Linked DNA regions of Mus musculus: regions 1, 3 and 4 are each linked to region 2. A link is a loop called in an ENCODE intact Hi-C map of the cell type or tissue named here. Cell type or tissue: left cerebral cortex. All regions are shown on one strand. Links, peaks and the distances in the headings refer to the core of each region. The heading gives the core; the rest is flanking DNA.

Evidence for each region. Hi-C counts contacts between places; a loop is a spot of excess contacts. Peaks named below come from ENCODE experiments on the same cell type or tissue, not always from the same donor. Only the 100,000 strongest peaks of a DNase experiment are listed, where the experiment ranks them.
Region 1: it touches region 2 in a loop (2.1-fold over the local background); 3 of 42 quality-filtered maps call a loop at or near these places.
Region 3: a loop joins it to region 2, with 3 times the contacts of the local background. A loop is called at or near these places in 27 of 42 quality-filtered maps.
Region 4: a loop joins it to region 2, with 3 times the contacts of the local background. A loop is called at or near these places in 12 of 42 quality-filtered maps.

The regions. Positions count from the first base shown.
Region 1 is chr17:66,073,488-66,080,721 of GRCm38, forward strand. Ankrd12 (ankyrin repeat domain 12) reads right to left here and starts at 3,559. Exons shown (of 13, transcript NM_001025572.1): 1 at 3,397-3,559. It overlaps Ndufv2 (NADH:ubiquinone oxidoreductase core subunit V2), which reads right to left. Exons shown (of 8, transcript NM_028388.3): 8 at 5,308-6,100. The coding sequence ends at 6,007. In left cerebral cortex, for the core only: no CTCF peak of the experiment used is centred there; DNase peaks (open chromatin) are centred at 2,583, 2,827, 3,625 and 4,047; H3K4me3 peaks cover 2,781 bases; H3K27ac peaks cover 1,943 bases.
Region 2 is chr17:65,860,416-65,867,649 of GRCm38, forward strand. Ralbp1 (ralA binding protein 1) reads right to left here. Exons shown (of 10, transcript NM_001198949.1): 2 at 7,117-7,234; 3 at 3,859-4,317; 4 at 841-1,190. Among named protein-coding and RNA genes, the nearest start is that of Ralbp1, 21 kb to the right of the region's middle. In left cerebral cortex, for the core only: CTCF peaks have their summits at 2,361 (motif pointing right) and 4,472 (motif pointing right); DNase peaks (open chromatin) are centred at 2,384, 3,606 and 4,478.
Region 3 is chr17:66,097,577-66,104,810 of GRCm38, forward strand. Ndufv2 (NADH:ubiquinone oxidoreductase core subunit V2) reads right to left here and starts at 3,983. Exons shown (of 8, transcript NM_028388.3): 1 at 3,839-3,983. The coding sequence starts at 3,889. In left cerebral cortex, for the core only: CTCF peaks have their summits at 4,320 (motif pointing left) and 6,063 (motif pointing right); DNase peaks (open chromatin) are centred at 3,518, 4,080 and 4,311; H3K4me3 peaks cover 3,015 bases; H3K27ac peaks cover 1,951 bases.
Region 4 is chr17:66,205,570-66,212,803 of GRCm38, forward strand. No RefSeq gene overlaps it. Among named protein-coding and RNA genes, the nearest start is that of Gm20742, 17 kb to the left of the region's middle. In left cerebral cortex, for the core only: CTCF peaks have their summits at 3,407 (motif pointing left) and 3,619; DNase peaks (open chromatin) are centred at 4,723 and 6,178; H3K27ac peaks cover 1,470 bases.

The DNA of each region.
Region 1 (7,234 bases), core at 699-5,698, 210 kb after region 2:
TCCAAAATAGCAGGTGTACAAAATAATAACGCCAGGGCTAAGGAAAAACCTAGGGACTGAAACATCTTGTTACACCTCAAGGACTACACTTTCTTTAAAAGCGGCAGCATCACGCCTATCTGTATGAAGGCTCCCAGTGTACAACGTTCTTTCTATAGCGCTCTCATTTTACGTTATACAAGAAAATCATTATCATTATTGGTGATGGTGGTGACGGCCCTGGCCAGGCCTCACACATGGAAGTGGGCCGTCTACAGCCCCAGGGGATGATTCTTTGTACATAAAGAATGCAAGGTTCTGAATGTTACATGGTTTGTCAAAACAAGAACAAGACCAGAAAGTAATGAAGAACTTAAATCCAGACCTTCTCAGTTCTAGTTCCAGGTCTTCTTCCTTCTGCTTCACACAACTACTCCCAAATAAAGAACGGAGCATCTCACAGTAAGAAGCTTCTAGACAAATCAGCAAGGCAGACAACTCTCTCTCAGTCACGGCCAAGTTTTACCTTTTCATCTGAAAAGTGAGTGACGTGGACCACAAAGTGTGAGGCTGCGGCTAGGTCTACGGCTAACTCTCCAATGTGCCCTGTACATGACACAAGCTGCTAACAAATATGTCTTGTTAGCAACAATGCTGGAGCAACCTCCTGCAAATGTAAAGGAAGCGCTACCCAAATGATGCTACTCCAATAACCTTACATGTGCTGAAAGTGCTTTGATCTTACAACAACAGAAATGACTCATCTCACTAACCATTCTCTTTTCAGACTGAAATTAATGTTATTAACAAAACCCAGAAGTAGTCCAGCAGGCCGGTAATCTGAGCTACTCGGGAGGCTGAGACAGGAAGGATGGAAAGTGTGTGTGTCTACTCAATTTAGCAAGACCCATTCTGGAAACACTAAAAGGGCATGGGTGTTGGTTTTGTTCCCAGCAACCACATCAGGTGGCTCACAAGCACCTGTAACTCCAGCTCTGGGGATCAACACCTCCATCCTCTGCAGACACCCTGCACTCCTGTACACACCCACACAGACACATAATTAAAAATAAGCCTTTAAGGGGCTCAAGAGATGGCTCAGCAGTTAAGAGCACTGGTTGGTATTGCAGAAGACTCAGGCTCTATTCCCAGCACCCACATGGCAACTCACAACTGTCTGTAATTGCAGTTTCAGGGCTTCTGAAACCCTCACACAGGCATATGTGCAGGCAAGACACCAAGGAACACAGAATAAAAAATAAATTATGTATTTTTTTAAAGCCTTTAAAATGGGGGTTTGGGGGCTGGGGATGTAATTCAGTGGCTTGTCATAATAACATAAAACAACAACAAGCCTGGTTCATGCAATGGCGGGGATGAAATTCAGGGTTTCCCTTCCAAGTTACACTTCCACAACTCTGTAATCTGGATAAAAAGCAGCTTCTTTCCCACATATTCCACTGTCACCAGATAAAGTCCAACCAGTGTTTTGTTTTTTTTTTTCCTGGATATTAAAGAGCCAATACCGAAACTGCAGAACATCTTCAGCACCCGAGTTCTTTCAGTGTTGCTCTGTTAACTCTTCTTCCAATTCACTTCATAGGGTGCACACCCAGACATCACCAACTGTCTCAGAGGCCCTTAGTCCATAGATGATGTTAACAATTGTAAAACACACAAACTGTAACAAATTGAGAACAGCTTCCAACTTTCAATTCTAATATTCCTTCCACAAATACACTTAAACCCCTGGTTTCATTTCCAGAGAACTTTGCCAGTCTCTAAAACAGAACACATACGTTGAACAACTAGGTTTGTCCTGGGCCAAGCTGTCTTGGAGAGTGTTAGAAATTCGATTAGTACTTCTATCGACTATAACAGATTCTTAAGTAGTAAATAAAGCCTTTCTCTCTGCATCTATAAACCCAGGGAGAAGCATTACATACTTTTATACGTTTTTTGCTTTTAATCCAAATGAAAGCGCTCTCAGGAGGTTAACTGAAGGAGGTCAAGATGGCTCAGCGCATAAAGGTTCGAACCACCAAGCCTAAGAGCCTGCCTGGAGCCCACACAGGGAAAGGTGAGAACCCCAACTCCTAGGAAGTTGTCATCTGCCCTCCACATTCACCATGTAAACAAAATATATTAAAATATTAAATGTCAAACTGAAACGTTTTAAAGGGAACTACAACAATGTCTTCATTGTCACATTGGTGATTCTAATTTTTGCTTTTAAACCATTTGGCATCAAGAGAGCACATTTTGGCAGTTCTGAGTTAATCTCCAGGAAAGCCTTTGTGTAACGCTTTAAGAAAATGAAAAAAAGATCAGTAAGCAAGATTTTTAAAGGCCTACTTGGGCATATGTTTTTAATGAACAGATGACTTACTGGGATAGTTCATCTTTCTTTATAATTGACTCAGGCCATTTTAAAATAAGAAGAAACACATGGCTGAGAATGCAGGTTCGTCTCAACCACAGAATTAACGATAATCCCTGAGCGTCACTGATCGCCGGATTTGCAACATACTTCGCCCCAGTTCAAGGGGTGTCCAGCGGAAATTACAGTCCCTACAACCACACTGCTTCAAATGTTTCCGACGTACTCAACTAGTGCAATACTGTTCATTTCCATCCTCAACTATTCTCGCTGTAATTATTAAAACAGCTGTCAGCTGGGCTTCGGTGACCTCTTTGTACAGCGTTTTTATTCAACGCCGTGGATCCTGAAGGATGCGTCATCTCCATCTTACTCTCCAAAAACCAGATCTAAGATTCCAATACGCTCTAAGGGTCTCTGAACATCATTCCAATCGGAACTGGCACAAACTAGACCTGATCGCTCAACGCGGCAAGGGCAGGTCGCACTGGCATTTAGGACAGAACTGGCTCCGGCGAGCCGCAGCTCTTTCGCTTTCACGCACCTCTCCCGGGACCATCGCGCCTCCTACGCCCCGGCCCGCACCGAGTCTCCGACAACCGCGCACGCAGCGCCGCTGGCACCGGGAGCGCGCGGCGGCACGGCGCGCCCCCGCGATGCCGTCCGTCCCGGTGCGCTGGCGGCGCCCTCCCGGCCGCGCCATGTTCCGGTAAGCGGCGGCCAAGGCGCTCGCGCTAGCCGCCGCCCGAGCGTCGCCCAGCGGCGGCCCCACCTGCGCCGCGACCCGTCAGGATGCCGGGCGGGGCGGCCACCAACGGCCTGTCACGGTCCGGCCGGCCGCGCCGCGGGCTGGGCTGGGCCGAGTGGCGCGTAGCACACGGCTGGGCGCGGCTGGCAGAGGCGCAACCCCCCTACCTGGCTCCGGGGAGGAGACGGGGCACCGGGCTGAGGGTCTCCTCCCTGGTACCCGGGACAGACTCGAAACCGCGCCCTCCTTCCTCCCCTCTGGTCGCCACGCCCCCCTGGCCCGCACAGACCCGAGGCTCAGCGGGCGCAGAAGGGTTCACCCCCTGAACGAGGACCTCCGGGTGGCCGCCGCTGCCGGTGTCTCCGTCGCCGCTGCAACAGCCCCTGATGCCGCCGGGGCCAGGCTTAAAAACATCTCCGGTCTTGGTCGGTCTCTCACCACAGCCTCCTTGCTCCTGGACAGCGTTCTCCGCGATTGGCTGCGGCGCGAGCACGTGACCCGGGCGGACACGTGACTCCTGCAGGCACGGGACGGGCGGCGTGACCGCCGTGCCCCGCCCCCGACGCGCCCGTCCCTGGGCTCCCCGGAGGAGCGGAGCGCGCGGCGGCGGGTGGCGTTCTTGGGGAGCGAAGCGGAGCGGGTGGAGGGGGCCGGAAGTCCTGGAGCCGCGTGGGAGTCGGAGCAGCCCTCGAGCCGTCGGCCGGGGAGCTCCTCACGCGCAGTCACCACCACCGGAGATGTGCAAAAGGCGGCATGGGTGCTGGCGCCCGGCGGAGGAAACGCACATATTTTTGCAGGGTTTGAGTTGGGACGGCAAAACCAGCCGGAAACCGGGAGGGTTTTGTTAGCGGTGGTCGTGCGGGCGGGAGGGCACCGCAGCACTGTGGGGCAGGTCCGGGTTGCGTGACTGAGCCGCTTCGTGCGGCGCGGGCCGAGGGATGTCCCAGCCAGACGCACTCTGTTCCCAAAGCACGGCTCTAAGCACTGCTTGCAAAGAACGCATCGGTAAGCTCAGTTCTAGCCATGCGATCCTGTGACCTTTCTGAGCAGAAATTTCACCAAATTTGTTCCTGTGGTACTAAGTCTCATAGGGCGTGTGAGGAAATTTTACCATCGCAGCAGCTTGTCCTCAGACTTCCTTCTGAATACTTTAATCTACAGCGGTTAGCCTGCAACCGTTGTGCTTTAACCACCCTAAGAAGTTACATACTCCACAGGAAACCATCTTCTCCCTCTTCGTTAACTGTGGCCTCCTTCAGTATCCGTTAGTATCTTAATGATTTTAAGACAGTCCTATCAATAATAAGCTGTAAATTCTGATGTGAGTTTTGGGCTTGACAGGGACATAAACCTTCATTAAAAAAAAAAATCAGGATAGATTGTCTTCCATTGTTCTCAGCTATAAAAAACTTTCAGTATGAACAGTCTTCTAGAGAAATCTGTGTATGTGTGAACTGGGGACTGAAGCTCTGCCCTTGCTCATGCCAACCAAGTACCCAACAGTGGTGTATAGTGAGAGCTATATTTCTGGTGAAAACTTAACTTTAAAGACCTACCTTAGACCCTAAATCATAAGCACTCACAACCAGTTAGTCTTTTTATATAGGCAGAGCTGGAGAGATGGCTCTGGGGTTAAAAGCACTGTTTGAAGACCTAGATTCAGTTGTTCCCAACACCCACAAGACCACTCAAAACCTTATGTAACTTCAGTTCCTGGGTGTCCACTGCTCTCTTCTGGATTTGGTGCACACCACGAGCACAGGCAAAACACTAATCCACATAATATAAATCAAATCTAGCTTAAAAAAAAAAAAAGACAGTCTCATTAATTAGTTCTGTCTGGTGTGGACTTCCATACATAGAACCGGCTGACTTCAAACTCTCAAGAGATCACCTGCCTCTGCCTCCTGAGTGCCTACCTCTATAATGAGGTCCCTGTAGGGTCACTGACTTTGATAAATCCTGAAGCAATCTGATTATTCCAGGAATGAAAACTATTTCTATTCTGCATTTTCAGAAGCACGGCACTATTACCTCCTTTCTTGAGTTGAAGGTAATGTTTTATTCATACAAACACATTGTCCAGCCTACCAACTCCACCAGTTAGTTCTTAGGTGCTTCCAGTGTTAAAAATATAGCCAAAGATGGCCAAACCATGCCTCAAACGACAAAAACAAAAACATAGCTAAAGTTCAAGTATGGTGGGTTTGAATATCTTTACTAAATCTCTGAGTTCTAGTCCAGTCTGATCTACAAAGTGAGATCCTGTATCAAAATAAATAAATATAGCTAAAGAAATATCAAATTATTTTAACTTTTCTTTTTATAAATAATGCTTTTACCACAATCCCAGAACTTGAGAGGCAGAAGCAAAACTACCCAAAGTTGAAGGCCAGCCTGGTAAACATACAAGCAGGGCTACAGAATGAGATAGCAAACATAAATGGAATACTTTGAGAAAATTCTCTTACCGGTAGTACTGATAGGGAGGTCTTACCAGTCAGAAACTTCAGTAACAACTATATGCTCTTAAATGTTAAAACGCTTAAAGGGAACATTGACATAAAGCTTATAAAAAATTTAACAATTTGGCTGTGTCTAAAGATACAAAGGAAAAATGTATTTTAAGTTTTGCAAAACTTTTACTTCACTGATAAAAATGACATGGCTCTATGAATGGGCAACACTAAAATAATTCTTAACTTGATTCTGTTATAATGATAGGTCTTCACAGGTAGACCGAGATAGTGGTCCTGTTGTTTTGACATAATATTTAGCAGCTGCAAGTTACTAGATTACTGCCAGGATGTACAGGTGGGAATAAGCAAACCGAATAAAGCTTATGTAGGGAAGTTCATATTTTATTTGTCCAGTGACATTTTTTACAGTTGAATACAAGTTAAAGGCCTGCTTGCACACCAAAGCCAGGTCCTTTGGGTGGTTCAGTCAAAGAAGTAAGGCCTCCAGCTGGCTCACAACAGAAGCGGCCACTCCTGAAAAGAAAAGCAAGTAATGATTATTAGTGATTAGCATATGTAAATTTTTACTGTAAAAAACTGGCCACCTTTAATCCCAGCCAGCACTCCAGAGGCAAAGGCAGGCAGAGCGTTTTTAAGTTGCTAACCTGGTCTATATAGTGAGTTCCACACTAGCCAGGGCTATCGTAAGACCTTATCTCGAAATAATATTAACAGGCACTTTCAGCTTTGATGTAACTTTATGGACTTCATTGTGTCTGTTGTCTATTGCTGGTTATGTGACATATGACTGACTGTACTACAGTTAGTTTTAAGTATCACTGTGAATTCACAAGCCAACTAGAAATCCCATGGAGACCAAACTATGGCACATAAGGAAAACTAAAGATCTGTGATATTAAATAGGACAAAAAGATAGGGAGAATACAAGATAGCTATTTCAAGAAAAGTAATAATTAAAGATCATCTTGTCTGGGGTCAATGACATGGGTCTGTAGGAAAAAGTGGTTGTTGATAAGGACAGCAACCCAAGTTCAAAACCTGAAACCTATACAGGCTTAAGGAGAGAAGCAACTCCACAAAGCTGTCTTCTGGCCTCCACATATACATTATACATGATCAAAATTTAAAACATGTTTTAAATAATGTTGTATTGATTGAAAGGGAAAATGGATCTTTAGGTGGGAATAAGAGGAAGGCTAATTTCAGATCAATCTTCTTAGTAACATGAACTTTTAAGCAATTTCTATTTGAAGGAAATTCTCTTTCAGAATAAATATTCTGGTAGGTCACAGATAATTATCTTACAAAGTTTTTTCCCATATATGTGTGAGATGTATGTAGGCATGTTTGCACATGTGTTTTTGTGTGGTGTATGTATGTGCACATGGGGGAACAAAGTCAGCGTTAGATGTCTGTCTCTATCACTCTCTACCTTATGCTCTGCATCACACTGAACTGTAAACTTGCTGGTTTAGTTAGGCTGGCCAGCTACCTCTCTCACAGGATTCCCGGTCTCACCCTAGCCCTGCATGGACAGAACACTGAACCATTTCCCCAGCCGTATTTTATGGATTTTTTACCAAAAAAAAAAAATCTTGCTTTAGATGAGAACTTTAGATATGCAAAGTTCCAGTTGTCTCCTATGAA
Region 2 (7,234 bases), core at 1,486-6,485:
CTTAATTCTCATTAAAAAAAAAAAAAAAGTTGGGCATGGTTGTGCACACCTATAATCCCAGCCTGGGGAGGGTCCCTGAAGCCTGCTGGCCAGTGAGGGACCCTGTATAAGAAGAGAAAAAAGGTGGATGGTTGGTGCCTAAGCAACAATAACAAAGTTGTCCTATGACCACCACATAAACATGCATACATCTACATGTATGGGCAACACACATGAAATTCCTACATATGAACTTCAACATACATATACAATAGGATGCCAGATATGCAAGTGTTTAAAACAAAACAAAAACAATACAAGCAATATACTACTCAATTCCCTCAATGACTTCTCCGATTAAGAGGCAAAGTAGCAGCTGGACGTGGTGGCACATGCCTTTAGTCCCAGCACTCGGGAAGCAGAGGCAGGAGGACTTCTGAGTTCGAGGCCAGCCTGGTCTACAAAGTGAGTTCCAGGACAGCCAGGGCTACACAGAGAAACCCTGTCTCGAAAAACCAAAACCAAAACCAAACCAAACCAACCAAACAAAGAGGCAATGTAGCATCTCTCTCTATATCCATCTCACAGGTGAAGTCCTCAGAAAGAACTGCCATACGAACATTACAGCCCTTTGGCTTGATCCAAGCTGACAGGATATTCGCATTTCACAACTAAGCAAAAGGACAAATACGCTCGCTCCCCTACACGCTGGCACTGCCTGCACCTGGACAGAGAAGATCTGTGACCAGGCAGATCCGTTATTCCCCTTAGATTCACTGTTTTCCATGAGACTCAGCAACAGACGAGTTCCCCAGTTTCCCAGTGCCAGTACCAAAAGTGTGTGTGTGGACAGGACCGTACCTGCACGGTGGGGCTCAGCACTATAGAGATGTTCTGGATGTTCATCTTCGTTTCCAGCTCCTTCGCAATGACGTGGTCCAGGTGCACAATGAGCCAGGAAAGCAGAAGATGATTGCACTCCGGCAGTTCCCGGAGCAAGCGCTGGAATTCCTGCACTTTCTCCATCTCTGTGGTCTTCCCACAAGCCTCTTCAAACCGGGGCATAAGCTCTTTGGTAAGCAAATTCTCTGGAAGGTCTCGCAAATACTGCTTCAGCAAGCTGGCTACAGTGTTAGGCTCATATTCTTCTAAGTTTGGAGACTCCTCTCGGTCATAGGCTGCTTTTAGCTCATCTACCTTTGATTTGATTCCTTAAAACATTAAATTTAGGAGAGAGAGGATACCAGAATCAGACACACTTTCTCCACCACTACACACACACCTGCCGCACAGACACAGAACAGCCGGGGAGAAGCCCTGGGAGCCAGGCTGGGGGCACATGCCTGTGATCTCAGCACTAGAGGCTGAGGCAGGAGGACGGCTGCCAGCTCAAGTCTGATAATCTGGGCTACACAGTGAGACCCTTCTCAAAACTAAGCACAAACCGTCCTGGTAGAATCCATGTCTGCGGATGGGTCACAGAACTCTGTATGAACGAACACAGCACATAAAACCACAGCTGGAAACGGAACATCCCCGAAACCACGGGATATTATGAAAATGTTTAATCCAGGAAAAAATTTAAATATAATGGCAGTTAGATAATAACTCAGGAGCAAATGAAGCTATAATCTGAGCATATGCACTGTGCACAGAAAGCCAGGTTCCTGAGTCCTCAACAAGACAGACAGTATAAAATGAAACTCGGTCAGTCTGTCACACTTAGCCTTTCCCAGCTGTTTCTTTGTAACTAAGTCCATGTTGCAGAACAAAGCTCCTGGAAAATTGTTCTCTATTGTACAACACCCACCTAATTTCTATTTGAAAGTTTGAGTTCTTTTTTGGCCTGCGCAGTGGTGGTCTTTAATCCCAGCACTTGGGAGGCAGAGACAGGCGGATTTCTGAGTTCAAGGCCAGCCTGGTTTAAAAAGTGAGTTCCAGGACAGCCACGGCTACACAGAGAAACCCTGTCTCGAAAAACAAAACAAAACAACAACAACAAAATGGAAATTTCGGGCTGGCGAGATGGCTCAGGGGGTCAGAGCACTGACTGCTCTTTTGAAGGTCCTGAGTTCAAATCCCAGCAACCACCACATGGTGGCTCACAACCTTTTGTAATGAGATCTGACGCCCTCTTCTGGTGTGTCTTTAGTCAGCTACAGTGTACTTATGTATAATAATAAATAAATATTTGAAAAAAACCCTGGAAACTTCATAAGGAATTCTAGTCAGAATAGAGTAGTATAAAAGTACATTTAATGTTGAAAGTATTATGACGCAAATACAGAACATTATTTAAATTGTCTTTCAACTAGTGTTTGCTTTTTCATTTATCTACATTTATCAGACATCTGTGCACCAAGGGCATGCCTGGTGCCCAGAGACCACAAGAGGGCGTCAAAGCCCCTGGAACTAGATTACAGACAGTTGTGAGCTGGAAATTGAAGCCGGGTACTCTGGAAGAGCAGCCAGTCTCTTAACTGCTGAAACATCTCTCCAGCCCCTTTCAAGTTCATTTTTAAATTAGAACTGATATAAACGAGAACCAAACATCTCCAGGGAAAAAAGGCATTATCATATTAACAAATAGCAAAGCCAGGGTTGGGGGCCAAGGATGTATGTGAGTGACAGGGCCCTTGCTTCCCAAGAACATGGGCCCTGGGTCAAATCTCAGTCAGACAAGTGGGGTAGAGGAGAGACACAGCTACACAGATAGTGTGCCATGGTGTGAGGCTGCCAGTGTGGAAACAACTACTGAATGCTCTCACAAAAAAAGAGGCATTCTATTAGGAATGGTGAGGTTTTCCAAAAGATACAAATATCAAAAATAGGTCAGAAACAAAAGAATTTTTGAACAAAGCTACAGAAAATTTTCAAAGAAACATTCATTCCCCCCCAGTCTTCATGCTTATCAAGATAGTGTGGGGAAAATAGCTTCTATCACTGTTTAAATCTTCAAAAATCAATCAATAAAAATAATCGTAAAAATCAACCTTGCATGCTTGTGTATAATTCTTATGAAATAGAAACAATGAAGCATTTTATCTACTGGGTCATAAAAATGTTACCCCAAGTATCAAATCTATGTGCTAGAAAGGATACTAGCCAATTAAATGGAAAACTTGCTTAATCTTTCTCTTTGGTCTAAACATACAGGACACACCTGTTGCCATAAAGAGTTAAGTGATCAAAGCGCTCCATGAAAACCACTCTCCATGGGAGTGTAACACAGGTGCAGATACTGCCTACCTTGGAGCCTGAATCCCAAGTTATCACAGAACTCATGCTGCTTTTGAAGAAATCTTTGTACTTCTAAATAACGTATATATTGCTTGGTTCTAGATTCCCAATATGTAACACATAACAGCCGAGCATAAACTACAATTTCCTGTAGAAACTGTGTGTAGATGAACCGATTGTCAGTTTCACTGACATTTGCAATAGCTGTATGAGGCTGACAGGAACATTCACGTTTGGCCCAACCATCTAGAAAACAACTCTCTGTGTGTTCAGTCACACTGAGGAAACAGACCACAGGCTGTGTCATTAGCCATCTCTTGGCTGAAAGCTTCCTTCACAGAGCTCTCAGCCTTCCCAACACCTAGGCTTAGAAAGACGCTGAGACAAGACTCGGCACCTCAGCCTGTTACACGCTACAACCCACATGCTTCATTCTGCCCAGCTGCTGCAAGCTGCGACTGGCTTGGGAGTAAAACCTCGCGGAAGGAAACTGCACGAGAACCAGCCACGATGGTGGAGGTCATGTAGGGACCACGCAAGCGACTACGGTTTAGGCTCCTTACAAGATAGCACACTTTAGGAAGCCAAGTGCAGCTAATCTGCTAAAGCCACCGCCAAGCAGCCTTCACGTCCCCATACCTGACACCCGGTAGACGCCTTCACACTTCATGCCGTGCTTCTCCATGTAGTCCACACACTCCCGGAAGACAGCTGGCAGCCGGACGCCGTCGTACATCATGGTCCTCTCTACTGCGTCAACCAAGGGAACCCCAAAAATGGGCTTGACACTCGGTGCGTCCATCTGAGGCACCTCTGGCTCCTGAATTGGCTTTTTCTTTTTCTTCTTTTCCTTCCACTGTTTAACAACATCAGCTGCTGTCAAGTCTTTCGATTTCTTTTCTTTATGCTTTTCCTCTTTGTGCTTTTCTTCTTTATGCTTTTCTTCTTTGGGTTTTTCTTTGATTTTAAAATCTTTTTCCTTCTTTTTAGAGAAACTGGGCTTTTTGAACACATGGATTCCCTTGGACCTCTTCACCTTGGAAGGACTTTCAGCTTCATCTCCAGAGCTGTCTTCCTGGAAGGCAGCGTAGCCTTCAGCTGCCAAAGAAATGCAGTATAAATTGTGGTTAGTCACAAGCTTCCTAACAAGAGAAACAAAAAGGTGGCCCCTGGCAGGAGCTATCCAATCTCTGGCCTCTTGAGCCTCTAAAACAAAATCATCAAAAGACAATAGAGTAGTGACACTCAGTGACCACAAGAGGGCAACAGATAGCAGCTATCATTGCAATATCAATGTTGAGAGGAAAGTAGTAAGTAGTTAGTATGTGTATGCAAGCCGAGTTCTGAGAAACACTAAAGTATGAACACACATGAAACAGTAAACACAGAGGACTAATGCGATCAATCCTGAAAAACGGACATGGGGCCAGTGCCTTGGGCAACCTGGAAGCACTTTACAAACTGCACAACTGTTCGTGTGCTCCAGGCACTCCCATATGACCCCCACCCATCACTTGCCTTTCTGGAGCACCGACCACAGCCTCCTTTAAACTGAAGGCTGAATGTAAATGATTATCTGATGCATTAGGAGCAATGTCTGCATTCTGACAAAGACTCCAACTGCCTTAACACCAAGTCAGAATTACTAGTTTGTAGCATAATGTTACTATGTAGCATATGTCCTTATGTAAAGATGACCCATGTATTATTCAAATGCTGATTTCTCTGCCCCCAAATCTGGTTACAATCTGGACATGCCATTGTAATGCTGCTTCTAAGAATTTCCAGTCTCAATGTTATGTCAACATTGCTCCCAATTTACTATCTGATTTGTCAATAAAAGCTGATCAGCCAATGGCTGAGCAGAGGAGAGAAGAGGGCTGGATTTCCCAGCCAGAGAAGGGGGAGGGGAGGGAAGGAGAGGAAGGGAGAAGGGAGAGAAAGAGGGAGAGGGAGAAGGGAGAAAAAGAGGGAGAGGGAGAGGGAGAAGGGAGAAGGGAGAGGGAGAGGGAAAAGGGAGAAAAAGAGGGAGAGGGAGAAGGGAGAAGGGAGAGAGAAGGGAGAAGGGAGAAGGGAGAAGGGAGAAGGGAGAGACTTCACCCTCTCCAGGTGAAGGGTGAACACACCTAGAGCAGAGAAAGGCAGACCAGAACTAAAATGCAGTACCCTGGGGATATTGGCTGGGAGGTAGCCAGATTGCCTTAGAGGATTAAAGAAGATTAATAACTGCTCAGCCAGTGTACTGTAAAGCTTGATTAAATAAATCATATAGTCTGTCTCATTTATTTGGGAGCTAGGCAGGATAAAGACTGTAATTATTCTTTATGTAAAGATAATTTACATAATGTGATGTAAAGGATAATGTAAAGAATAAAAATGATCACTTTTAAAACTGCACTAACACCAATTTGCTTTTGTTTGTTTTTTAGGGATGAGTCTCACCACGACACCCAGGCTGGCTTACACTGGCCACAGGTGATGCTTCTGTATTGGCCTCCAGAATAGTTTGTCTATCGGCATGCATGCACACAGCTCTTTGCTCCCCTCCCTCTCCCCTCTCTTTTGACTGGCTACTTTCTACCTCCCTCCCTACCTACCTGAGACAAGGTCTCTCTATAGAGCTCTGACTGTCCTGGAACTCAGATTGGCCTTGAACTCAAAGAGATCCTCCCACCTCTCTGCCTTCCAAGTGATTAGCTGTGTGGACTACAATGTCCAGCAACTTCCTTCCTACTGTTATCTTGTGTGTGTGTGTGTGTGTGTGTGTGTGTGTGTGTGTGTGTGTGTCCGTATCAGTGTACACTACACCAGACGCATCAGGTCCCTGCAGCTCGAGTCCCAGTGGTCAGGAGGTCATGTGTGCTCTGGAAGAGCAGCACTCTGAACCTGAGCCCCCCACCCCTCCAGCTTACCTTGCTGTTTCCAATAACCCCAAAGGCTATTGCTTTCTGTAGAGCTACCTTACAAGTTACTTTATAACAAAGATTAAAAATAGTTTCTAAATTATCTTTTAACCATAAACACCATAAGCCTTGAACTAACCAGAACTGCAAAAATCTTAAGGGCAAGATGGGGGCAGTGGCACAGGCCTAGTCCCGGCACTCTGGAGGCAGAGGCAGGCTGATCTCTAAGTTGAGGCCAGCCTGGTCTACAGGACAGCCAAGACTACACAGAGAAACCCTGCCTTAAAAACCAAACTAAATCAACCCAACCAATCAACCAAACAAACGCTTTCATTTTCTTAAGCTCCAACTCAGGCAGTGCCAACCTGTGAAGAAAGACGTGAGCTCTGGGGACAGGAATGGAGACCCCCTTTAAGGCAGTAGAAGGCATGTCCAACAGGCTTCATCACCAGGTCCTGTGCTGGTCACAGTCCAAGCTACCTTCAAGTAACACAGTAGTCACAGAATCTGTAACTTCCCAGGCAATTAACATACTATGATTTTTTTTAAAGTAATACTAAATTGCCTTATTTGCTTTTAACATACTAAACAGCTATAATTAGGCAATCAATCCTCCCTAAGAAGAGACTCCGGGAATGAAAAGCTAACAGATAACTTCTTTCACAGTTCCAACAGTTCCCAAATGACCACAAAACCTAGCAGGGTTTAACCAGCTGAGCAAAATTCCAGCTTCTACTCTTTATACACCATTTGAAGCTACCACTCTTACAATGCACACTGGGAGACTCACCCTTTCTGGAAACTTGGTGTCTTTATCTGTGACACAAAGACAAATTAAGGAACCATGACCTAAAGGACAGCACATGCCTAGATACATTTCAGAAGAGGACGGGAGCCTGCAGTCAGAGCAGGAGGTACCTACGGCCTATCACGCTAGCTGCGCCCGAGAGACCCCTCAAGAGACCAAGGCGCAGGCCTGAGAGTCAGCACTTACTCCTTTTCTCCTTTTTCTTAAATTTCCCTTTTTTCTTTCCATGGTCTTTGTCGTCATCTGACACTGTATCAGGAGGCTCATGGAGGACGTCATGGGGAGGCGAGGGCTCGCCTGTCCG
Region 3 (7,234 bases), core at 1,526-6,525, 240 kb after region 2:
TCTAATGAGCAGAGGACTGAAGGTGGTAGCTCTGGACTCAACCTGAGCATGCTACAAATCTGCCGAAACTGTTCACGTCTTACTGGACAAAATCTAAATCCTCTTACGTCATAGAAAAGGCCTTTTGCCCCTTTCAGTCCCAGCTTCCACCCTCTTATTTCCTTCCAGCCTGCCATGCATCTCACTCCTGTGCATGCAGCTTCTTCAACTTACAGCACTTTATGCCTCCCACTTACCCATCGTGATCACGTAACTCCCTCCTCTTAGCCTGGACAGCACTAGAGAAAGGAACCAGCCATGCTTCCATAATTATAGCACTTGTTCAACTTAGTTGTTCATCATATACAACGATTTTCCTGGGCAGCTTTAAAAAGGAATACTTACATACACACACACTCTGTCCATATGTACACACACACACATACACACAGAAAAAAGAATAAAAGAGTAGCTTGGTGAGATGGCTCAGTGGGTAAGAGCACTGAGTGCTCTTCCGAAGGTCCTGAGTTCAATTCCCAGCAACCACATGATGGCTCACAACCATCAGTACAGCTACAGTGTACTCATATACATAAAATAAATAAATAAATCTTTTTAAAAATGACTTATTTATCTTATGTATATGAGTACACTATAGCTATCTTCAGATCCACAAGAGGGCATCAGATCCCATTACAGATGGTTGCTAGGCACCATGTGGTTGCTGGGATTTGAACTCAGGACCTCTGGAAGAGCATTCAGTGTGCTTAACTGCTGAGCCATCTCTCCGGCCCCAAATAAATAAATCTTAAAAAAAAACAAAAACAAAAAAGGGTGAAACTACTTTATAGAATATAATGTTGGCAAGCTATACTGTTTCATTTATTATTAAATCTTTGACTTTCAAAGTAGGAGTGCATATAAACCCAGCATAAGTTAAGAAAAATCTGTAAAATGTTTTGAGATTTAGGATTTTAAGGTCACACACACTAAGATAAAATTTCTTGGTTTTTTGGGGGGGGTTGTTGTGTTTTATTTGTTTTGTTGTTGTTCTTGTTTTGAGAAAGGTCACTAAGTAGCCCTTGGTGTCCTAGAACCTGCTATACAGACTAGGCTGGCCTCAGGCTCACCGAGACCCCCCTGCCTTGGGATTAAAGGCGAGAGCCGGCACGCCTGTTCTGAAGGTGAGGTTGCTTTGGGTTTTACAAAGCTGGGACTTTACAAAGCTAGGTTTTGAGTTTCTCCAGTGTCTAACAGGCCTGCAACTAGGACTGCACAGAGAAGCCCTGCCTCAAACAAGCACACCAGAAGTCTTTCCTGTAAGCCAGGCACAGTGGCTCACACCTGCAACACCACCACTTAGGAGGTATGCTAAGAGGACTGCCAGAGTTTAAAGCCAGCCTGGGCTATACAGTTAAGACCCTGTTATACAAACAAAGAAACCAAAATAAACATAAAAAAATTAAAACGCAGTCTTAAATGGCTTGACTTAGCCAAGGAGGTGGATAATCTCTGGCATGGGCAAGTGGGAATCCCAGGAAAGGAAGTATCGAAATGGGTACAGAAACTACTCAGATCTCTGGCTAACCCCTGTGTAGTGACAGAGTCTAAGCAGCCTTGCTAAATTAGAACCAATATTGGTCTACCACTCATGACAATGGGGGTGGTCATTCTTTAAAGAAATAAGTTAGAGTGTAGTGTTAATTATGTTATTATTATGTTATGTAATGTTATTAGTGTAAGTTATTATGCATTTACAAAGTCCAGGATACAATTCAAAATTATTCATTGTGGAGAGCATGTTGGGGTGACAGCACAAAACCCACTATCATAGGGGAAAAACATTTCAAAACTGAAAGCAGAGGCCTGGGAGTGCAGGTGGATCCCTGAGTTTATGGCCAGGCTAGTCTTCCTGGAAGGCCAGTCAAGGCTACATAAACTACATAAACTCTGTCTCAAAACACCACCCACAAAACAAAACCCTGCTTTTCAACTACACCTCTTGTTACCCTTTGCCTCAAAAACAAAAGAAACAGAAGATGTCTATGGGAGCTTTTTTGCCCCTACTTCTTAGTCTCCTCCTCAACTGAATGATTCTCAGAGCCTCTCTTACCTATGTAACCTTCCAGTTTCTGACTCCAATCAGACCTAGTCCACCTCCACTCCTACACCAGTCATCTACTCAGAGCAGAACCCTTACTGTATATAAAACCTTTCACTGACTCTTTACTAGTCTACACTACCAGGGACACCTCTTTGTTTGTTGTAGGAGGCTGGGATTTGAGTTGGGGATATTTTACAAACAGGAATTTATATAGGCCAGACTAACCTCAAACTCACTATATAGTTAATGATAGCAAACATTCTGATTTTCCTGGCTCTAACTCCTAAATGCTAGGATATCAGATGTGACCAACCATACACGTATGAACCTTATTAGTGTTCTTACATGTTCCCCACAAAAATTGGGAATTCTGTTTCTAATTTGTAGTGATGAAAACACTGCACCACCCTCTAAAATAAGATATAAATTCACCTATCAAATACACAGCAAGGGGCCATCAAACATCACCCATCATTACTCTACTCCAGCAGGGCATGGAAGCTCACACCTGTAATCTCAGCACTCAAGAGTCAAGGCAAGAAGACCAGCAAACATTCAAGGCCTACATGCCACACTTAGCAGGCTCCAGGCCAGCCAGGGCTGCATGGTGAGATCTAATTTCAAAAGGAAAAAAAAAAAGTACTATAATCCAATTCACACTGTTACCTGGACCTAGAAGTACATTAAGGCTTCAAATAACTAGGGACAGACTCAACATTCCCATTTCACAGCTAAAGAAACAAAGACTAATTCTCTAGGTCATGTCACATAACTACAAAAGGTCACCTGGGATGCCTAAGTCTAAAGCCCCAAATGGTTTGTTTACACACACACACACACTATATATATATATATATATATATATATAGTCTTTTGTTGAGAACTTAGTTTTTGTTTTACTGTTAGGAAAATAAAATCCAACCAAACAAATAAGGCTTCTTTCTTCCCTGTAGTTGCCATGTAGTTAATTTCAATAGCCATTACTTTCTGTGTGCCCATGCACTCTCCGGACACAAGCTCAGCTTGTGAAGGTCAGACCACAACTAGTCCTCACACCTGGAGGCCAGCACCTTTCCACCCTGAGCTACCTCGCAGGCCCTGGAATCTGCATTTTAGCTTCGCTTCAGTGTTTCAACTTCAGTTCAATTCCTTGGCCTATCTGAGATGCACCTGACACTCAAATGGCCATAGAACTACGACTCTTTGGTCAGTGCGGTTACTCGTGCTACTACTATTCTCTCACGGTTAATTCCTACGATTCTCTGCCGAGCATTTCCTAAAATGAATGAACAACTTCAGTAAATGAAACGCTGGTCACCTTTATCTAGTCCTGAAGGAACTCGGCAAGCCTTTACCAAGCCTATCAGCGTTTTCTCCAGCATGCTTTTAAATCCGATGCAGCGCAGCCGCTATGCCTGACAGACAAGCAGCCCAAAGCTTCGCTGCTAGGATCCTGGAAGCAGCGGGCCGCCAGGGCCCCCCACTAGCTTCCGCACCAGGATAAATGACAATCGCCTTCCTGACCTTGACTAAGTTAGGGGTGACTTTCCCCGGCCCGGTGCGGGCGGCCCGCCACCCGCCGCCACCGCAGCTGCGGAGCATCCCGGAGGCACTGAGGACGAAGGCCGCGGCGTCCCCGCCGCCGCCAGCTGACCTGTCCAGCGCCTAGGGGTCTCCGAGGACTAAAAGCTAAGGGAGGCACGAAGAGCGGGAGACTGTGGCGACAGTGCCCGGGGTTCACCCCGAGCCTCTTACCCACTGAGCAGCGAGGCCGGTCGCCCTGGCCCGCAGCGCCAAGGAGAACATGGCGGGGTACGCGATGCTCCGACCCCGGCCGCTCTAGGCTGACTGGGAACGAACGAGCCCGGAGGCCCGGCGCGCGCGGCCCCGCGCCCAGGACGCACGGCGCGCGCGCGCTCACGAGCCCTGGCCTGGGCGTCCCGAACGGTACGCCGTTCCTGACGCAGCGGCGCGCGAGGGCTGCTGGGACCGGTGGGCGGGCCCGAAACAGCCCAGTCCCTAAAAGGCCGGCCCGGTTGGGCCAGCTGAGTCCCCGCCCTGAGGACGAGGCTCGCCTTCTCGAGGCTCTTGTGTTTGTTGAGGACGAGGCGTACCTTCTGGGGGATCTTGTGTTTGTTCTGTCAAACACCTCCTCTGGTATTGCAGTTATTTCTTTCAAAATTCGTTTGGTTGAGTCTTTTCTTACATACGATCGTATTTAAAGGGCTGCCACCTAGTGGACTTGGACAGCAAGTGCCTTGGCTCCCAAGCCTTTGCGTTAGAGTCTGTAAAACGACAGGCTAAACTGGAATTGACTTCGGGATGCCAGTGAGTGGGAGGTAGAAATGATGACTGTTGATGCTGCGCGGTAGACGAACAAATATTCTTTGTGCTTGTGTATGCTCTAGACATTTTCCATGATAAAACTGGTGGAGGGAGGAACCTACTGTCTTCTTGATTTTTGTTTGATCTCAGGAAACTCCTAGCAGCTTTAGTACGCATCGTGCTGTTTCCAGCTGTCGGTATTTTACACAGGTTTTGAGTGATCCTCAACCTTCAGACAGGCGCATACTGCCACCTTGGGCTTTTAACTTATTCTTGACTCTTCTTCTGACTGTCGTTTTGTGTGTGTCTTCTCTATCCACCCCTTTCTTTTTGCTATAATAAAGTTGTGAATAGTTTCCGTAATTTTGACAACAGAATGAAGATTCTGAAAGGTTATTCGTCATGAGTTTGTTTTTTTAAAAAAACAAAAAACAACAAAAAAAACCACCCAAGATAATCCATTGCAACCTGTGTGAATCATATTCTACAAATTATTAGACTCAGCCGGGCGTGGTGGTGCACGCCTTTAATCCCAGCACTCTGGAGGCAGAGGCAGGCAGATTTCTGAGTTCGAGGCCAGCCTGGTCTACAGAGTGAGTTCCAGGACAGCCAGGGCTACACAGAGGAACCCTGTCCCGAAAAACCAAAAAAAAAAAAAAAAAAAATTATTATTCGACTCAAGAAATAGTGTTTCTAACCAATGATACTAAATTCTTTAGTTCCTATTGCATTATCTCCAGTATTAGTTTACCACTAATAAATTTGCTTCAGTACTTCTCTGAGGGAATGAAAAGATACTGAAAAAGAAAAAATAATCCGGGTCCCATTACTGATTTGTTTTATTGTGTGCACCCAAACATATTGTCACCATCATTAGCAGCTGTAATACTTTGGCCTTTTCAGAGTCTCATGTTGCCCAACCTGGTCCCAAACTCGCTATAGGTGAAGCTAAAAGACCCTCACTCAAGTCTTGGGATAATAGCGGATCCCCAAGAACTCACAAGAGACCAAGCTTGATGTAAACCACATGAGGCTTTATTCTGGGAAAGCCAGAGCTCTTGGGACGACTCATATCCCATGCAGGGGTAGAGGAGTCGACCCCAAGGGAAAAGGGGGTCCCAGTTTTTATAGGCCCTCAGGGGGGAAAGGAGAAGTGGGGGAGTAGGGGATTTCCAGATCTAAACAATGTAAAAGGATTGATTTCTCAAGAAATGGGTATGGGAGGGAAACAAGGAAAGAGTTTAATGAAGGTACAGTAACTCAGGATTGGCCCAGCTGTGGTTGCTGGGGAGATTTTCCGACTCTATCCCAGCAACCAATATCACAAACAGTGAGGTGCAGCAGTGGGCACACACCTGGGTTCAAGGAACGGTCAGAACATTGGCAGATACACGGGTTCAAGGAGCGGCCAGAGCATTGTGCACCTCTATTTTTTCTAAATCAGTGAAGCTACTTCTACTAACACTGAAATTTATTTTGCCAATTTCAGGGCTTCTGTGACCTTTTACATTCTGTCAGGATCTTTCAAAGCTAGTCTCGAACTCATGACTCTCATGCCACCACCTTTCTTTTTTTATTTTTATTTTTTTATTATTTTTTTAAAGATTTATTTATTTATTATATGTAAGTACACTGTAGCTGTCTTCAGACACTCCAGAAGAGGGCGTCAGATCTTCAGATGGTTGTGAGCCTTTTTTTTTTTTAAAGATTTATTTATTTATTATACATAAGTACACTGTAGCTGTCTTCAGACACACCAGAAGAGGGAGTCAGATCTCGTTAGGGATGGTTGTGAGCCACCATGTGGTTGCTGGGATTTGAACTCAGGACCTTCGGAAGAGCAGTAGGGTGCTCTTACCTGCTGAGCCATCTCACCAACCCCATGCCATCACCTTTCAATCACCACCACCAAACCCAGTTCCTCTGACATTGATACTCCTCCTCCTCCTTCCTCCTTCTCCTCTTCCTCCTTCTTCTTCCTCCTCCTCTTCCTCCTCCTCTTCCTCCTCCTCCTCCTTCTTCTTTTTTTCTTTCCCAAGACAGGGTTTCTCTGAGTAGCCCTGGCTGTCCTGGAACTCACTCTGTAGTCCAAGCTGACCTCGAACTCAGAAATCCACCTGCCTCTGCCTCCCAAATGCTGGGATTAAAGGCGTGTGCCACCACGCCCGGCCCCATTTTCTTTGATTCAACATCTTGTACTATACTTAGCATATGAAAGGCAGTCAATAAATCTTTTAGTTGAATGAAAATCTTTGTATAATGCAAATAGTTTGCCTATCCAGTCTCTTGCGGGACTATGATAATCATGTCTGTATCATTGTGATGGTTTGCATATGCTCGGCCTAGGGATTGGCACTATAGAAGGTGTGGCTTTTTTGGAGTAGGTGTGTCACTGTGGGCGTGGGCTTTAAGGCCCTAGCTGCCTGGAAGCCAGTCTTCTGCTAACAGCCTTCAGATAAAGACATAGTACTCTCAGCTTCTGCACCATGCCTGCCTGGATGCTGCCATGCTCCCACCTTGATGATACTGGACTGAACCTCTGAACCTGTAAGGCAGCCTCAATTAAATGTAGTCCTTATAAGAGTTGACTTGGTCATGGTGTCTGTTCACAGCAGTAAAACCCTAACCAAGACAGAAGTTGGTACCAGGGACTGGGGTATTGCTGTGATAGGCTTGACTGTTTTGTTTGAAAGAATGTGGATTTGGGGACTTTGGATTTGGAAAGCCATGGAATGTTTTAAGTGAGGCTTAATGGGCCATCCTAGTAGGAATATGGAAGACTTTGTTCCTGTGAGTGATTTGACTGTGCAGACCCGGTCCAAGAGG
Region 4 (7,234 bases), core at 1,493-6,492, 350 kb after region 2:
GGCAAACAGTATGGTGTGGCATAGCAGCTCACTGACCTGGAGCGGATAATCTAAAAGTGAGATAATCCACACAGTGAGAGACATCTGATTCTACAGAAAGGTGGTGATGGGAAGCTGCAGGGAAAGGCTCACTGTGGTCAACAAATGGTGCTGGGAAAACCAAGTTTCCCACCTGTGGGAGATTGAAGTCCCTCTGACCACACATTAAGATTATTCCAAATGAACCAAAAGCTGCAAGGGCAGGGCCTGAAATGCTCCAGGAAATCACAGCACACATAATCAATTAAGCCTAGGACTTTGAAAATTATGTGGGTAAGGTAGGAGATGGACTTAGGAATTAATATGTGGGCTTCCCTGAAGTTTAAAAACTTCTGCACAACAAAGGAAAAGTGACCAAAGGAAATAGATATCCTGCAGAGCAGCAAAACAGAAAAACAGTTGTCAACTCTAGATCTGGTTGATATTTCAAAACACATTGAAATCTGTAAAACTGTTGGGTCTCTGTACCAGAGTACATCCTGCAGGGACCCCTAGTTGGGCTGGCTAGAAGGAAAGGTCCCAAGAGGTTGGGGGTCTGGCCAGAGGAGCCAAAATGTTACAGTTCTTCAAGAGGTAGCTAGGACAGGGCAGGCTATTGGACCTCTTCTGCTTCTCCAGCAGCCCTGGGATGAGATGACAGTTAGAAGCCAGGGCAAGAGCTGGAGGAGCGGCTAAGGAAGTGGCAGGATGTGGCTGATGGTGGGGCTGTGATGGGCAGCCTATTTTGGTTGAATGAGGCTTGCTCCGGTGACCCAGTAGAAAACTCTACAAGGGATGGAACAACCACTAGGGAATGTGCTAGTACTGGGCAGTATGTCCTGAGCAGGAGAGTCAGGTCAGCAAGCCAGTCAGCATCCCTCCTCTCTAGGCTCCCTTTCACTTCCTGCCTCCAGGTTCCTGCCCTGTTTGATTTCCTGCCTTGACTTCTTTTCAAATGGTTAATGATCAGGATATGTGAGTCACATAAGCCTTCTGTGCCCCAAGTTGCTTTTGGGCACAGTGTCTGTCACATCAATACAAAGTAAACTACAACAGACATATACTTTATACACTGATCCTCATCAGGCAGTGGGATGTTCAATGACAAAGCATGAAGAAGGAAGGGAGGCTGGTAGACCCCGCCCCCTTGGAGAAAGGGGATTGGTGGGCAGAACTTTGGGGGATGGGCAAACCCTAACTGCCACAAGCTGTTGTTTAACTTACATTAACTACCCCACTGTCCAAGATGAGGTACTGAGTGAGATATGCTGCCTTCATCTCCACATGACATTTTGACATTTCTCACTTTGGGGCAGGGTGGTCTCAAGTCAGGGTTTCTCTGCATAGCCCTGGTATCCTAGAACTCCCTCAAGAAGACAAGGCTGGCAAGGAACTCAGAGATCCACCTGCCTCTGCCTCCCAAGTGCTGGAATTAAAGGTGTACACCTCCACCCCAGGGCTTCCTCGTGGCATTTCTATCTGTTCAATACCAAATGCGGAGAGCCCAGTGTTCATCCCCAGCCACTAGGCACAGGGATGTCAGCAGAAAGGAAATAATAGGCTTCTTGTTCCCCTGAGGGAACACAGTTTTGGGCGGGCAGGAAGAATACATTTCAGGCATTCTACACAGCAGGGTAATGGTCAGCAATCTCTCCTAAGATGTTCAGAGCAACTGCCAGCTTCCTTTGCCCTTGACATCTTAAGTAGGCAGCATGAAGACCTGGAACCCATTGATGGAGGGAGTTGGGTAGGGAATCAGCCAAGTTTGGATTCTTTCCAGAGTCAAATCTTAATGTCTTCATATTCTGTGCCCAGGCCCCAGCCTACTGGGCCTCCCTAGCTGAACAGTGAAGAGGCAGGAAATATTGAGGCTGCAGTTGACCTGGCCTATGGTGCAGGTCCTGTACTGGATAAAAGTCAACCAAGAGAAAGAATATGAAGGTGACAGATCTAGGAGTCCTCTCTCCCTTTCCAGAAGGCTCTCTACAAAGCTGAAACAGGAGTTTGGAGACATATCTGTCTCCTATTTTTTTTTTTAATACTAGAAACTAAATATACAAAATACTGAAACTTTGCTAACAGCCTAGACAGAAGGCACCTTATATGCGAGATGTCACCACATCAGTCAAGGCATGCAGGGGACAAAGCAAGCCTTTGTCCTCAGCCTCTAAAAGAGCTAGGTCTAGTGAAAGAATGTTGGCATGGGTGTACTGTTCTGCCATGGGTGTACTGGAATGACAGCTGTGAGAGAGACCTTCCTAGTGTCCAAAGAAACACTGCTTTTTTTTTTTTCTGGATGCACCGCTCCATGCCTCTGAGAATGTGATACTGCTGTCTGAGGGAGGACAGGCATGGCTGAATGGGACAGCTCCCACATGCTGCTCTCTGGGAGGCCATATCCAAGTGCAGAGCTAGAACAGTCACAGGGACCTCCGAGGACTGATGAAACAAAGGGCAGTCCTCAGCACAGCAGGGTGAAGATATCGCCAGGACCAAGGAAGCCCTCAGGAACGTGTGTCCTGTGACTATGAAATTGATCCTGGCAGCTGGGTAGGAACTAATGAACTTAAAATTCTGGCTAGCTGGGCCCTCACCAAGTATCCAGAGCTGCTGTTCACCCCATCCCACGCATGGGTCATGAAAGCCCAGCCTTTCTTGTGACAGAGGCTGACATCAGGCCCTGAGGCAATGAGCATCTCAGGAGGATACATAGGGGAGGTGGTGCTGGTGGTGTCCTAGGTCTGCTGTGCCTGTAGGAGGAAGGAGGAGTATCTCAAGGACTGATAGGATGTGGGGTTTGCTTAATTGGCCTCTGCCTCCAAAGAACAACCTGGTGAGGACCTGTCACTTCTGATGAGACAGGTGCCCCCTCATGAGCTCCACTGTAGGCTTCTCCCTGTAGAAGACAGTTAACCATCAAGGCAGGATGCTCCCCACTTTGGAAGAAGAGAGATGGAAAAGTCTTCAACATCCTCTGAGGCTTCTCCTGCAACTTTTGAAAAGTGCTTGCCATAAAGGGAGAGGGCAGTGCCCCTGAAGGAAGGAGAAAGTACTGACTTAGGAGGAGACCTCGGGCTCAACAGATGTTCCACACCAAAAATTCATTCATTCATTCATTCATTCATTCATCCATACATTCTCTCTCTCTCCCCCTCTCGCTCATGCCTCCACCCTCCCTCTGTCAGAGAAGAAGATTAATGGTCCTAGAATGTGATCAGGTTCTCCTGCCCGTGTTCCTGGTTTCCAAAGTCATGAAATTTGTTGTTCTGCCTCCCATAGCAGGATGTTTTTGGATTCAGGTCTCTGAGCTCAATGCCCTATTTCCTGGCAGTCACAGAAACTTTGCCAGACTGCTGCCTCCCAGAGCACCCAGCCTGCACTGCACTATGCTGAGCTCTGCTGCCCTCTGGTGGTCATGGGTTCTTTCCTTCGCTGGGATCCCCACTCTGCAGCAGGGCATTGCTTTCTCCTTATCAACTCCAACATCCAGATGATCCTGTCTGAGTGATCCACAGACTTCATTAGATCCACTGGGGTCCCTCTGCTCTTTGGAAACACCCTGGAAGAATTCCTAAGTGATCTTCGCATATCACTGGAACCTGAGAGGTTGGAAAAGCTGGCAGGCCTCGGCCAAGCAGCCTAGGCTTGTCCTGCAGATGACCCTCTCTAGGCACGAGGAGTCTCCAGGTTTCCAGCAAGGGCAGAAACCGTGTGGTAGGGCCTCCTTGTGTACACAGAGAAAGATATCCAGGCCAAGCCTTCCACTGTGCTTAGGGCATGAGCACAGTAGTAGTGAGATCAGTTTCTGGGAATCCTTTAACCTGGGTCCAGGTTGAGTTCCCATAGAGGACTACATAGAGCAACTTCAGGAAGGAGGACTGGGTTGGACTGAAGATAAGGGGAGGAGCCCTGCACTGAAATGCTGTCTCCCAGCACTTGGCTGATCAGTGAGTGGGAGGGAGTGGATGACATGGAGTGGATGCGTGTTTAGCACTTGGCTGATCAGTGAGTGGGAGGGAGTGGATGACATGGATTGGATGGGTGTTTAGGGCTGGGCTGGGCACTTTGACCTTTATGTTTTGGTATGAACACGGATACTCAGACACATACCCTGGCTGTCATGTTAAAAGAAGAGTTCTCCATGAAGAGCTCATGGACATCTGTCCTGCAGCTTCCAAGGGAGGTCAAGCAAGCATTTTTTTTGAGGAGCAGTGAGCATACTAAGAAGTCCAGGTTCAACTCAGTGGCTTGATGGAGGTCACACAACAAATGAGGTCTCTGGGTCCCTCCATTCTGCATCTTGCCGCCCCCTTGGGTCCCCTGAATCAATTGTTTCTCCCACTGCCTGTCCCATTGATCTTTCATTACTGGCCATACATGCTGTCTCTAGACATATGTTTATTACCATGACATTGTCAACTGTATTTAGTAATACTTTCATACTCCATAAGGATCCTCATTCTCCATAATGAAATTAATGTGGCTTGATATTTCAATCCGTTATAACAAATGTATGATATTCCTAGGATACAAGCCTGGGAACATAGCCATTTCAAAGAGAATTATTTTCTCTCTCTGGAGTCTATTTGTGCACAGTAGAATGTCTGTCTGTGGCATGCTAGTTTTGCAGACTCAGGCATGTTCTAATTTTTTAGCTCTCAGCTCTTGCTCAGAGACCCGAGGAAAATGCATTTGCAATTAGTACCCATCAGGTGACAGATGAGTGGATTTCCAGTGACACCACTTCCTGGTTTACAGAGGCTGCCATTCTCTGGGTCCTCATATGACAGGGACTTCTTTCTATCTGCACTTCAGTGCATGCTAAACTCCTATCCAAGGGACAAAATCTGTCCCTGCCTCCCTACAGGAGGCCTGTCTCTAAACACTACTCCCCAGCTGTTATTTTCTTACCATTTCAATCTGGGGAAGATTCAAGGATGGGACTCTTTGGAGCTGCAGGCTGTAAAAGAACCCTGAAAAACAAGTCTTTATTCCTGCGAGTTTGCTGAAGCTCACACAAGGGACAGCCACTGAAGAACACCCGGAGCGGGTGGGCTGAGCTCTTCCTGGGACTCTCGTTGAGGGGACAACCAAAGAAAATGAGAAGCATGGAGACAGTTTGGCCCCATGACATGTCTTCAGCCAGGAGCGGTTCTAAGCGCGGAGGCCTGAACAGACATGAACAAGGTCAATGCTTCTCCCTTTATGGGGAAAAAGTGAAGGAGAAGAAATTGGGGGGGGGGAGGGAATCATTCATGATCAGGGTCCAAGTCTTTGCAAAGATCCTTCAGACCAGCCCAAGATTATAACAAGGCTCTTAAGTGTGATCTATGTCCCATTTTTTCCCCTCAGAATCTCTCTTCTGCACAGATGCACAGATGATGTGTCATACCAAAGTCACAGAACAGGGAAGGCTAGGATGGTGTGGCCTGAGTAGGTCTCACTTGGAATAGTCTTGGAATTTTGCTTACTCATATTTGGTGAACCATAGTGTTTCTGTGTATCTTCTAGTGGGTGCCTTCTCTTCTTGAGCACCTGTTAAAAATTGGTACATATGGGTTTTCAGCTGCCCAGAGCTGGGACCTGGCACTTTGTCCCTGGATCCCTGTTAGGATGTTGTCCTGCAGCTCACCTTGGGTGTTCTGTCTGCAGAGGAGGTTCCCTGTGCTCTTATCTCAGAGAGCATCCTGCCCAGACTCCACCCAACATTACCATTGTATGACTCCCTCCGAACAGGTTCTGGGGCACTGAAGAGCTCTCAGGTCTGCTATGTCCTGCTCTAGGTTTGATTGCAAGACCAAACTCAATGGATTTCACATGGCTGTCTGCATCTAAGCAGGCGTTTAATTTCTAGTCCATGTGTTGGGATTGTCTGGTCTTGTTTGGGGACAGTATTTGATTGCCGTTATGGTCTGTTCAGATTGTCTCAGGGCATATTCTTTCTGGAGATACCAAGATTCCTCTGCTAAGAGTAATATTCAGGTATTAAATAAGTGTCGATATCATCATGGCATGGAACTTGAAAGTTGAATTCAGAAGCTGCTGCTTCTGGAGAGCAGCGATATCAAACAAATGGAGCGCAGATGCTGTTCTGTGACTTTCAGGAGAGCAGTAGTGTGCTTCTACATCCCTGCAAGTCCAGCGTAGGCTAATTTTACAGAGGCAAGCCCACACAAGGACTGGGGAAGGCACCACATGCTTACGTAACCCTGAGGTAATCCTCTTTTCTGAAGAGGCTGGCCATGAAGTGAGGTTGAGTACCTTCCTCGACCTCTGCTGATAGACAGGTCCGGGGGAAAAAAAATCCCAACACATGGACTAGAAATTAAACCAAAGTAGGTATATAGGAGTCCTTTGGTTGCAACAAAAGAAAAAGGAAGAAAAAACCAATAACAAATAAAACCAGCACCCTGCACTATAGGGACAATACCCCAACCAAAGCACAGATTTATACACACGGTGTTTCTTTTTCACTTACAGTTCCCTCACAAATGTTACATGTGAACAGGAAGCGAGAGTATCCCTCCCACCACATCTGCACTGTGGCTGTCTTTACTTTTGCCTTCAGGGACTTTTTCCTCCCTAGTGATAATGCCAAGCATGTATGTAGGGGGCTAAATGAGGTTTGTCCACAGAGGGAGGGTCATGTGCTTTAACGCCTTGTCCTCTAGTTGGTACATCTGATTGGGAGGGATTAGGCAGTGTGGCCCTGTGGAAGAGCTGTGTCCCCTGGGGCTGGGTTTGTAGGTTTCCAAACCCAGGGCATTCTCAGCGATTCCCTCTCTGCCTCCCACTTGTGGACCGAGTGAGCTCTCAGCTGTTCCTCTCCCAATGCCTTTCCTGTACCACAGTAGACTCTCAGTTTGTAGATAGGAGTCTGAAGTACACATTCACTTTTATAAGTTTGCTGCCTTGGTCACAGTGTCTTATTGCAGCAAAAGTAAGGAAGAGGCAGACCTTAGTCACTACTGTTTTAGTGGATCAAATCCCCTGATATTTTTACTCATTCCCAAGTCAAAGCCAATAGATACTTTAGTGGCCTTTGCTGTTGAGTATGTAATAACCCTTGGGGCCGCTAAAATGTAGCTTATTTAAGGGAGAGCCACTCCATAGTCCTAACCACTTGGGTTACTTATAACCCTCAAGAATGACTGCAAGGCCTGATATCCAGTTATCAGAACCCCCAGAGACGCAGCTTTTCTACATTGAAGCCAGT